2 separate regions of the Homo sapiens genome follow, and region 1 is linked to region 2. A link is an interaction called in ENCODE POLR2A ChIA-PET data of the cell type or tissue named here. Cell type or tissue: K562. All regions are shown on one strand. Links, peaks and the distances in the headings refer to the core of each region. The heading gives the core; the rest is flanking DNA.

What was found. ChIA-PET counts read pairs that join two places held together with the same protein. Peaks named below come from ENCODE experiments on the same cell type or tissue, not always from the same donor. Only the 100,000 strongest peaks of a DNase experiment are listed, where the experiment ranks them.
Region 1: POLR2A ChIA-PET joins it to region 2 with 5 read pairs; 3 of 35 experiments call an interaction of 5 or more read pairs at or near these places.

The regions. Positions count from the first base shown.
Region 1 is chr1:31,388,655-31,393,050 of GRCh38, forward strand. It overlaps LOC105378623 (a long non-coding RNA gene), which reads right to left and starts at 1,176. Exons shown (of 3, transcript XR_947141.3): 1 at 1,113-1,176. In K562, for the core only: no CTCF peak of the experiment used is centred there; no DNase peak of the experiment used is centred there; H3K27me3 peaks cover 1,471 bases.
Region 2 is chr1:31,444,894-31,449,289 of GRCh38, forward strand. The region is part of intron 1 of LOC124903900 (a long non-coding RNA gene); the gene reads right to left. It overlaps LOC105378625 (a long non-coding RNA gene), which reads left to right and starts at 961. Exons shown (of 4, transcript XR_007065578.1): 1 at 961-3,568; 2 at 3,651-3,834; 3 at 4,008-4,396. In K562, for the core only: a CTCF peak has its summit at 2,495 (motif pointing right); a DNase peak (open chromatin) is centred at 2,550; H3K27me3 peaks cover 757 bases.

The DNA.
Region 1 (4,396 bases), core at 89-4,088, 56 kb before region 2:
GAGCCTCACCTACAGCCAGAGTTCCTCCCAGCTGGGTGGGTCCAGGCATCCCACCAGGGCACAGGGCCATTACACTCACCCCTCTCTCGGGCTGCCAGGGTCTCCTCCACCCTCTTGCTCCACACAGTCCCTCCCCCAAATGCACACTAGCCTACCTGCTGGGCTGGCCATGGAGGATAGAGGAGAGGGCAATGCCAGCTCTTCCACCCACTCCGCAGCCAGCCTGCAGGGACCCAGCTGGGGATAAGATGCCAATAATAATACCTGGCTGGGCGCGGTGGCTCACGCCTGTAATCCCAACACTTTGGGAGGCCGAGGTGGGCGGATCACCTGAGGTCGGGAATTTGAGACCAGCCTGATCAACATGGTGAAACCCCGTCTCTACTGAAAACACAAAAATTAGCTGGGAGTGGTGGTGCATGCCTGTAATCCCAGCTACTCAGGAGGCTGAGGCAGGAGAATCGCTTGAACTCGGGAGGCAGGGAGGTTGCAGTGAGCCGAAATCGAGCCATTGCACTCCAGCTTGGGCAATAAGAGCGAAACTCCGTCTCAAAAACAAAAACAAAAACAAAAACAAAAAAACAAAAAACCTAACACTTGTTGAACATTTACCTGTGCCAGGCACTGTTCCAACACTTTATAAATACTAACTCATTTAATCCCACAACCCTATGAAGTAGATAATTTTTTTTGTTTTTTGTTTTTTGTTTTTGAGGCAGAGTTTTGCTCTTGTTGCCCAGGCTGGAGTGCAGTGGCGCGATCTTGGCTCACTGCAACCTCTGCCTCTCAGGTTCAAGCGATTCTCCTGCCTCAGCCTCCAGAATAGCTGGAATTACAGGCACCCGCCACCACACCCAGGTAATTTTTTGTATTTTTAGTAGAGACAGGGTTTCACTATGTTGGCCAGGCTGGTCTCGAACTCCTGACCTCAGGCGATCCACCCTCCTCGGCTTCCCAAAGTGCTGGGATTACAGGCGTGAACCATCGCGCCCGGCCCTGAAGTAGGTAATATTTTTTTATCCCCATTTTATAGGTAAGGAAGCTGAGACACAGAAAAGTTAAGTCACTTGAGCAAGATCACAGCTAGTAGGAGAGGAAGCCGGAATTTTAACCTGCTGTAGACAGCATGGTCTGTCAGTTGTTGATGTGACTGTACTGGGCATGCCAGGCACTGTGAACCCAGTGGTTCCAGGGTCTGCCCCTGAGGAGCTCAGGTCCTCTGTGAAATGATGAAAAAAGGTGATTATGATGCAGCGTCTTTTTGACTGGGGTCCGTGGTCAGTCCCAGGAGTCCCCAGGATGGTCACTTGGCTGGTGGAACAGATGATTTTCTTTCACTACAGTCACAATATTTGGAAGATGTCTGCATGAGAGATAGTCCTTTTTACCTTTTTACAGACAAAATTGTCAAATATGTAATAAAGGCATTTTCACTGATAGCATACACTGTCAGATAATGGACAGTCCACACGGCAGCTGGTTACCCAGCCTAGATAGAGGGCTTTCTCAATGGTGAGAATGCAAGGAAACCTGCTCTGCCGGTGTGTGTTCTGGGCACGCAGCGGGCCTCATTTATGACTTAGTTCAACATTACAAACCTTCGGGAGCCCCACCCTCCTTCTCTGAGAGTTGCCGCTCCCTACTAGGTATGGCCCCTGAGGCCATGTTTGTATGCTTTGACTCCTGCCCCTCCAGCTTCCCGGAGGGGATACCCCAAAATGAAGGCCTCAGAAGCAACTGAGACTGACTGATCCAGGAATGCCTATCTGATCCAAGTAGGCCAATCAGGTCCTTTGTCTGGGGCTTGGGAATCTGCATTCCACTGGCTGGGACTGGCCCCTGAACTGAGAACAGGTAATCTTGGGAACTGTAAAGCAGCCACCTTCACATTCACTGCGGTTTACACAGAAGAAAAGAAGCAGAAAGCTCTCTACAGGAGTAGAGAAGAATGAGGCAGTGAAGAGGGGGAAAGTGCTGAGCTCCAGAAGCCATCCAGCTCCACAAGGGGCCACAATTGCTCCCCCAATCCTTATGATAACGCCTGATTTTTCTTTCCGTTAGCCTGAGACAGTTTCTGTTCCTTGTAGTCAAAGGGCCTTATTTAAGGCACTTGAATTAGAAAACATCAAAGAGAAGAGAGTGCCGCAAATCTCCTAAATGTGTTGGTTTTATGGTCATTTTTGAATATGACAGACTCCAAAGCCGTGGAGCTTACATGTGTCCTGGAGTATCCCCAGTGGAAGCTTGAGGTTGTTTGTCTCTGTGTACATCCCCTAGTGGAGTGGAGATGGCTTTCCTGATAAGAAATGTGCTTTGAAAGGACTTTATTAAGCTTGGAATTGCCCAGTGGTTTGCTGGACAATAAATATTTGAAAACTAGTTTCTCAAAAATCCAAATGTATAGGTTATATATGGACATATATTTATTATAAATTTTACTGATATAAAGGCTGTGTAGGCCAGGCACAGTGGCTCGTGCCTGTAATCCTAGCCCTTTGGGAGGCCAATGCGGGCAGATGGCTTGAGGTCAGGAGTTCGAGACCAGCTGGCCAACATGATAAAACCCAGTCTCTACTAAAAAAACAAAAATTAGCTGGGCATTATGGCACACACCTGTAATCCCAGCTACTCAGGAGGCTGAGGCAGGAGAATCTCTTGAACCCGGGAGATGGAGATTGCAATGAGCTGAGATCGTGCCACTGCATTCCAGCCTGGGTGACAGAGTGAGACCCTGTCTCAAAAAAATAAATAAAGGCTGTGTAGCACACAGCTTAACTTACAAATGACACAATATGCAAACTCCTTTTTTTTTTTTTTTTTGAGACAGGGTCTCACCCTGTCACCCAGGCTGGTATGCAGTAGGGCGATCATGGCTCACTGCAGCCTTGAACTCCTGGGCTCAAGTGATCCTCCTGCCTCAGCCTCTTGAGTGCTGGGACTATAGGCTCGTACCATGACACCCAGATCATTTAAACAGTTTTTTTGTTTGTTTGTTTTGTTTTGTTTTGTTTTTTAGACAAGGTCTTGCTATGTTGCCCAGGCTGTCCTCAAACTCCTAACCCCAAGCAAACCTCTCACATGGGTCTCCAAAGCACTAGCATTATGGATGGGAGGCACCATGCTGGTCCATATACAAACACTTGATAGTAAATTCCATACAGCCAATTGATTCTGGCAGAATGGTTTCATTAATTTTTGCCAAACTCATATCTGTAGCCATCCTATGGTTGCAATTCAACCAAAATTTGAAATTGAATTGCATAGATACCAATCTGCTAATTATTTTCCTAATAAATTTATTGTCATTAAATGTGCTACAGGATCTACTGTTAAAATATTTTTCTTTTTTTTTTTGAGACGGAGTCTCGCTCTGTCACCCAGGCGGCAATGGCTTGATCTCGGCTCACTGCAACCTCCACCTCCCGGGTTCAAGTGATTCTCATGCCTCAGCCTCCCGAGTAGCTGGGATTATAGGCGTGCATCACCACCCCCAGCTAATTTTTTTTGTATTTTTAGTAGAGACAGGGTTTCACCATCTTGGCTAGGCTGCTCTCGAACTCCTGACCTCAAGTGATCTACCCGCCTTGTCCTCCCAAAATGCTGGGATTACAGGCGTGAGCCACTGCACCCAACCTACTGTTATAATATTTTTCACCCTTCTACAGATATATTCATTAAACAGAAACTTCTTTCAGCTTTAGCACCAGACTTGACAAACTATTAAGTTTAATTTGCACTTTTAACATTTTGTCTATCACTTTCTTTAGTCTTGAAAGTCAACAAAACAACAAATCAGTTCCTTATTTGTACCTATCAGGACTCAGACAACAATACCCCAAAATGAAGGCCTCAGAAGCAAAAGTTTTTCTTTGACCTTCTCCTGTCCTCTTGTCTTTCTGTTCCATTCTCCCCTGAGGCTAGCCATAGAAACTAGAATCTCTCTTCCCCAAGGCTAGCATCCCTTTTCCCCAAGACATTTCACGGAAAACAAACCCCTTTTCCCCCGAAGCCAGCCGTAAAACCTAAAAGCATTACTCTGGATTTTCCTCCACCTTTCTGTGTGAAAAGAAGTTATCTTACCTACCTTGACTCTAGGTCATAAGATCCTCATTCTAGAGTGGGTCCTGCCCCATATTCAGAAGGAAGGAATGAATGCTCAGAGAGGCCAGGAAGAATCCAGGCAGAAGTCCTTGCTGGGCTTCCTCACTCAGTCTATTAGCATTTGATCATAGCCTTTTCATCCAGTCATATTTCTACATGGCTGTCCATACTTTGTTGAACCTAAGCATAAAAACGAATAGTTTTCTGTTTTTCTTCAGGTCTTCATGCTGAAGGCTCCCATGTACATGTTAATAATAACTTTTGTATGCTTTGTCTCCAATTTTCTGCCTTTTGT
Region 2 (4,396 bases), core at 268-4,267:
AGCACGTCAACAGTTGGAGGAAGTCACGTAAGATTTGAGGGACTTGTGATAAGATTCTTTATTCAGGGACAGGATATTGCTGTGAATCACAAGACCTTCCCCTGGTTGGAAGCCTGCCAAATGTGACCTGTAGGTTATCAGGTTCAAATTCTAGGCTCAGCTGCATCTGGGTTGGGTGGCCTCAGCCAGGTCAGGGATATTCTGAGACTCAGTTTCCTCTTTGATAGCAGTCGAGATGCCCTCTCAGGGACCTTTGCCTCCTTGTTGGCCTCTTGACTCTGGTGAGATTGTTTACCTAATGCCCCCACAAGCCTAGGGATTGCACAAGTTTGGGGAGGAATCATAACTGATGCATTCTGTCACCTTCCACTCCCTGGGGACTGGCAGAGAGCAGACATCTGTAAATGTTTGCTGTTGTTGAAGTACATTGGAACATGCCCCCGAACCACCAGGATCCAGGATCTGCTGAGCAGCCAGAGGGCGGTGGATGGAGGCCTGGCACTGTTGGGTGTCCTCAGGGCTGGGTGCCCAAAGTGGGAGGACCCGCCCCCCCGCCCCACGCCGGGTGAAACCTAGGACCCTAGTCACACCTCAAGTGGAAAACATGGACCTTAATCCTGGAGAGCTGGCTGGGGTTTAAGTCAGTGCCACTGACTTGCAGTGTGGCCCTGGGCAAGGGGTAGAACTCTTCTGGCCTGGCTTTTCTCATTAGTAAAATAAGGGGTAGTTTTAGGCAATTTGACAGCTAACGTCTGTTTCCTGTCTTGGCCCAATGGCCCTTAGGAGCTCTGGTCCAGGTCCTCACAGAAGAAGAGTCTGTGGTGGTCTCTTTGAGAATGCCTCTTTCCCTCTGGTCTCAATGGCCTACTACTGGCCCAAGTGCCCTCCCACCACACACACACACACACACACACACAGATTCACACACACATGCATGCATGCACATATGCACACACGTGCACATAGCATGTGTACACACATGGACATGAGCATACTTGCACACAGCAATGCATTCGATGGACTGACATTCGATATCCATTCACCCCACTTTTCTGTGCCTTTGCCCCATGCTGCAGGGGGTTCTGAGTTAGAGCCAGGGTTCCCCTCACATAACAAAATTTACCATTTTGAAGATACAATTCAGTAGTATTGAGTACATTCACAATGTTAAGCAACCATCGCCTCTATCCAGTTCCAAAACATTCTCCTCACCCCAGAAGAAAACCTCATATCAATGAAGCAATCACTCCCCATTCCCGCTCCCCTCAGCCTTTGCAACCGCTAATCTGCTTCCTGTTTCTGTGGGTTTGCCTATTCTGGATATTTTATATGAATGGAATCATACACTCTGTGACCTTTTTTGTCTGGCTTCTTTCACTTAGTATAATGTTTTTAAGGTTCATCCATATTGCACTACTTCATTCCTTTCTTTTTTTTTTTAATTTTTTTTTGAGACAGAGTCTTGCTCTGTTGCCCAGGCTGGAGAGCCGTGGCGCGATCTCAGCTCACTGCAAGCTCTGCCTCCCGGGTTCACGCCATTCTCCCGCCTCAGCCTCTGGAGTAGCTGGGACTATAGGCGCCTGCCACCACACCTGGCTAATTTTTTGGGTTTTTTTTGTATTTTCAGTAGAGACGGGGTTTCACCGTGTTAGCCAGGATGGCCTCGATCTCCTGACCTCGTGATCCGCCCACCTCAGCCTCCCAAAGTGCTGAGATTACAGGCATGAGCCACTGCGCCCAGCCTACTTCATTCCTTTCTATGGCTGCATAATATTCCACTGTATGAATATCCACATTTTGTTTGTCCATTCATCGTCCTTTGATAAATTATTGGGTTGTTTCACTTTTTAACTGTTACGAAAAATGCTGCTGTACACATGCATGCACAGGTTTTTATTTGAACATCTGTTTTCATATCTCTTGGGTATACACCTAGGAGTGGTATCTAAAATTGTGTTTGTGAATGTGTGGATGTCTCACACGGAAATCAGGCTACACCATGCCAGTGGCTGCTCAGAGAGGTGCAAGGGAGGACACTGTGACCTCCTTCACCCTGACTCTCCCCTGAGCAGAAAACCAGAATGTCCACTAGGCAGGTCTCTTCCTGAATTGGACCACAACAACAAAATCTTAACTTGGCTTGTGCCTAGGACAGATCAGCCTGAGCCACGCCCTCATCTTACTATACTTACAAGGCTTTTCTGTTCAGATCACCTAGGAACATCTGAATAAGATGCCACCCCCACTGAGAGTCTTTAGAACTTTCAGTAACCAAGGCAGGACAACTCATCTACTCCCTAGTAGGATCTGAACCCTGAAGTGCAATAGTAACCACAGGCGAGTAATGGGACTTTGGACAAATTTCTCAAACAAAGGAGACTCAGTTTCCTGATCTGTAAAATGGCAATGATAGTGCCTTTTTCATTCCTTCATTCATTCATCCACTAGCGGTGCGTCACACACCTATTCTATAGCAGGCCTTGTTTACACAAGGATCAGCAGCAGATGTCACACTTGCCATTAGGGGGCTGAGATCTGGTGGAGGAGGTGGACGTAAATCCAGTAGCCACACAAACGTGTACGTTGTAAATGTGTCAAGGGCCATGATAGAAAGATAGCCAATGTCACGCACTTCCGTTAGGGGTGAGCCGAGGTCCAAAGCAGGGGTATAGAAGTATCTTGTGATTTTAATCTGCATCTCCTTCATGACCACTGACGTTGGACACTGTTTCATATGCTTATTGGACTACTGAATATCCTTTTTTGCTGTGTGTAAAGTGCCTATTTAACTCTTTAGCCCATTTTTAAATTGGGAGGTTTTTTCCCTGCTGATTTGTAGCAGATACATGGGAAGTGAGTCCTTGGTGGATATATATTTTGCAAATATCTTCTCATAATCTCTGTCTTATCTTTTCACCCTCTTAATGTTGTCTTCTGATGAACAGTGATTCTTAATTTCAAAGAAGTCTAATTTTTAACATTTTCTTTAGTTTTTAAAATTATTTATTATTATTATTATTATTTTTGAGATGGAGTTTCACTCTTGTTGCCCAGGCTGGAGTGCAATGGCACGATCTTGGCTCACTGAAACCTCTGCCTCCCAGGTTCAAGCAATTCTCTTGCCTCAGCCTCCCAAGTAGCTGAGATTACAGGCACGTGCCACCACACCCAGCTAAATTTTATATTTTTACTAGAGTCGGGGTTTCACCATGTTGGCCAGACTGATCTTGAACTCCTGACCGCAGGTGATCTGCCCGCCTTGGCCTCCCAAAGCACTGGGATTACAGGCGTGAGCCACCGCACCTGGACTAAATCTTTTCTTTTATGACGCTTATTTTGCCTTTATTAAGAAAATTTTGCCCCCTCCAAGGTCGGATATTATTTTATTTTTTCTTCTGGAATCTTTATTGTTTTGTTTTTACGTTTAGGGATATGATTATGATGTATCTCATTACTTCTTGTTATAGTGTGAAGTAGAAATCAAAGTCCATGTTTTTCCATATCGACCCAGCGCTACTTACGGAAAAGACAATCCCTTCCCTCCCACAGGAGAACTGTCATCAATCAGGTAGTTGTATATGTATTACTGTGTCTGGGCTCTCTGTTCTGGTTATTGGAGGATTTTAAATGAGCCTCAGATTTTCCTTCAGAAATGCTCACTCTGGATGCATTGTGGACGATGGATTGGTGGCGGAGTGGATCCAGGGGAATGTGTAGAAGAATATTGGCAAACCAAGAGGAGATGATGGTGGCCTGGATGAGGGTAGTGGTCGTGGAGGAAGAGGATGGAGGTGAAATCAACAGGGCTTGGTGATGGATTGGAAATGAGTGGAGGTAAGCTGGTGAAAGGGAATGTCAACAGTTTATCCAATGGTGTGGCTTTGGAAGGTTAAATGGTGGTGTCATACAACATGATCCACATTAGCTGGTTTAGGTAGAAAGGAGTTTATTAGGGTGTTAAATAATTAAACATGTGTTTTTGGCTCATGGCTTTGTGTATCATTTAGGATGCTTTGAACTATAGCCAACAGAAAGCCCTATTCAAACTGGTTTAAAAAAATAAAGACTTCACCAAAGGCTGAAGAAACAGACTTTGAGTTGAAGTTTCAGGAATAACTCCCGGGACTAGGTCATCAAGAAAACTGCTGTAATCAGAAAGCCACCGGCTCCAGAATGCATCACAGCTACCACCAGGGAGCCGCCATTATCAGGAGGCTGCTACTAATGTGCCACACCATCACACCACGCCTGCCACAGTCCTTGGCAGCAGAATAAATGCGTGTTCATGTCTTATTCTTGATGTCCACTAAGCTAGGAAAACCACATCTTTACCAACTGTACGACAGAAAAACCAGATGTCTTCACAACTGTGTTGTTAGCAGAAATGGCAAAAACA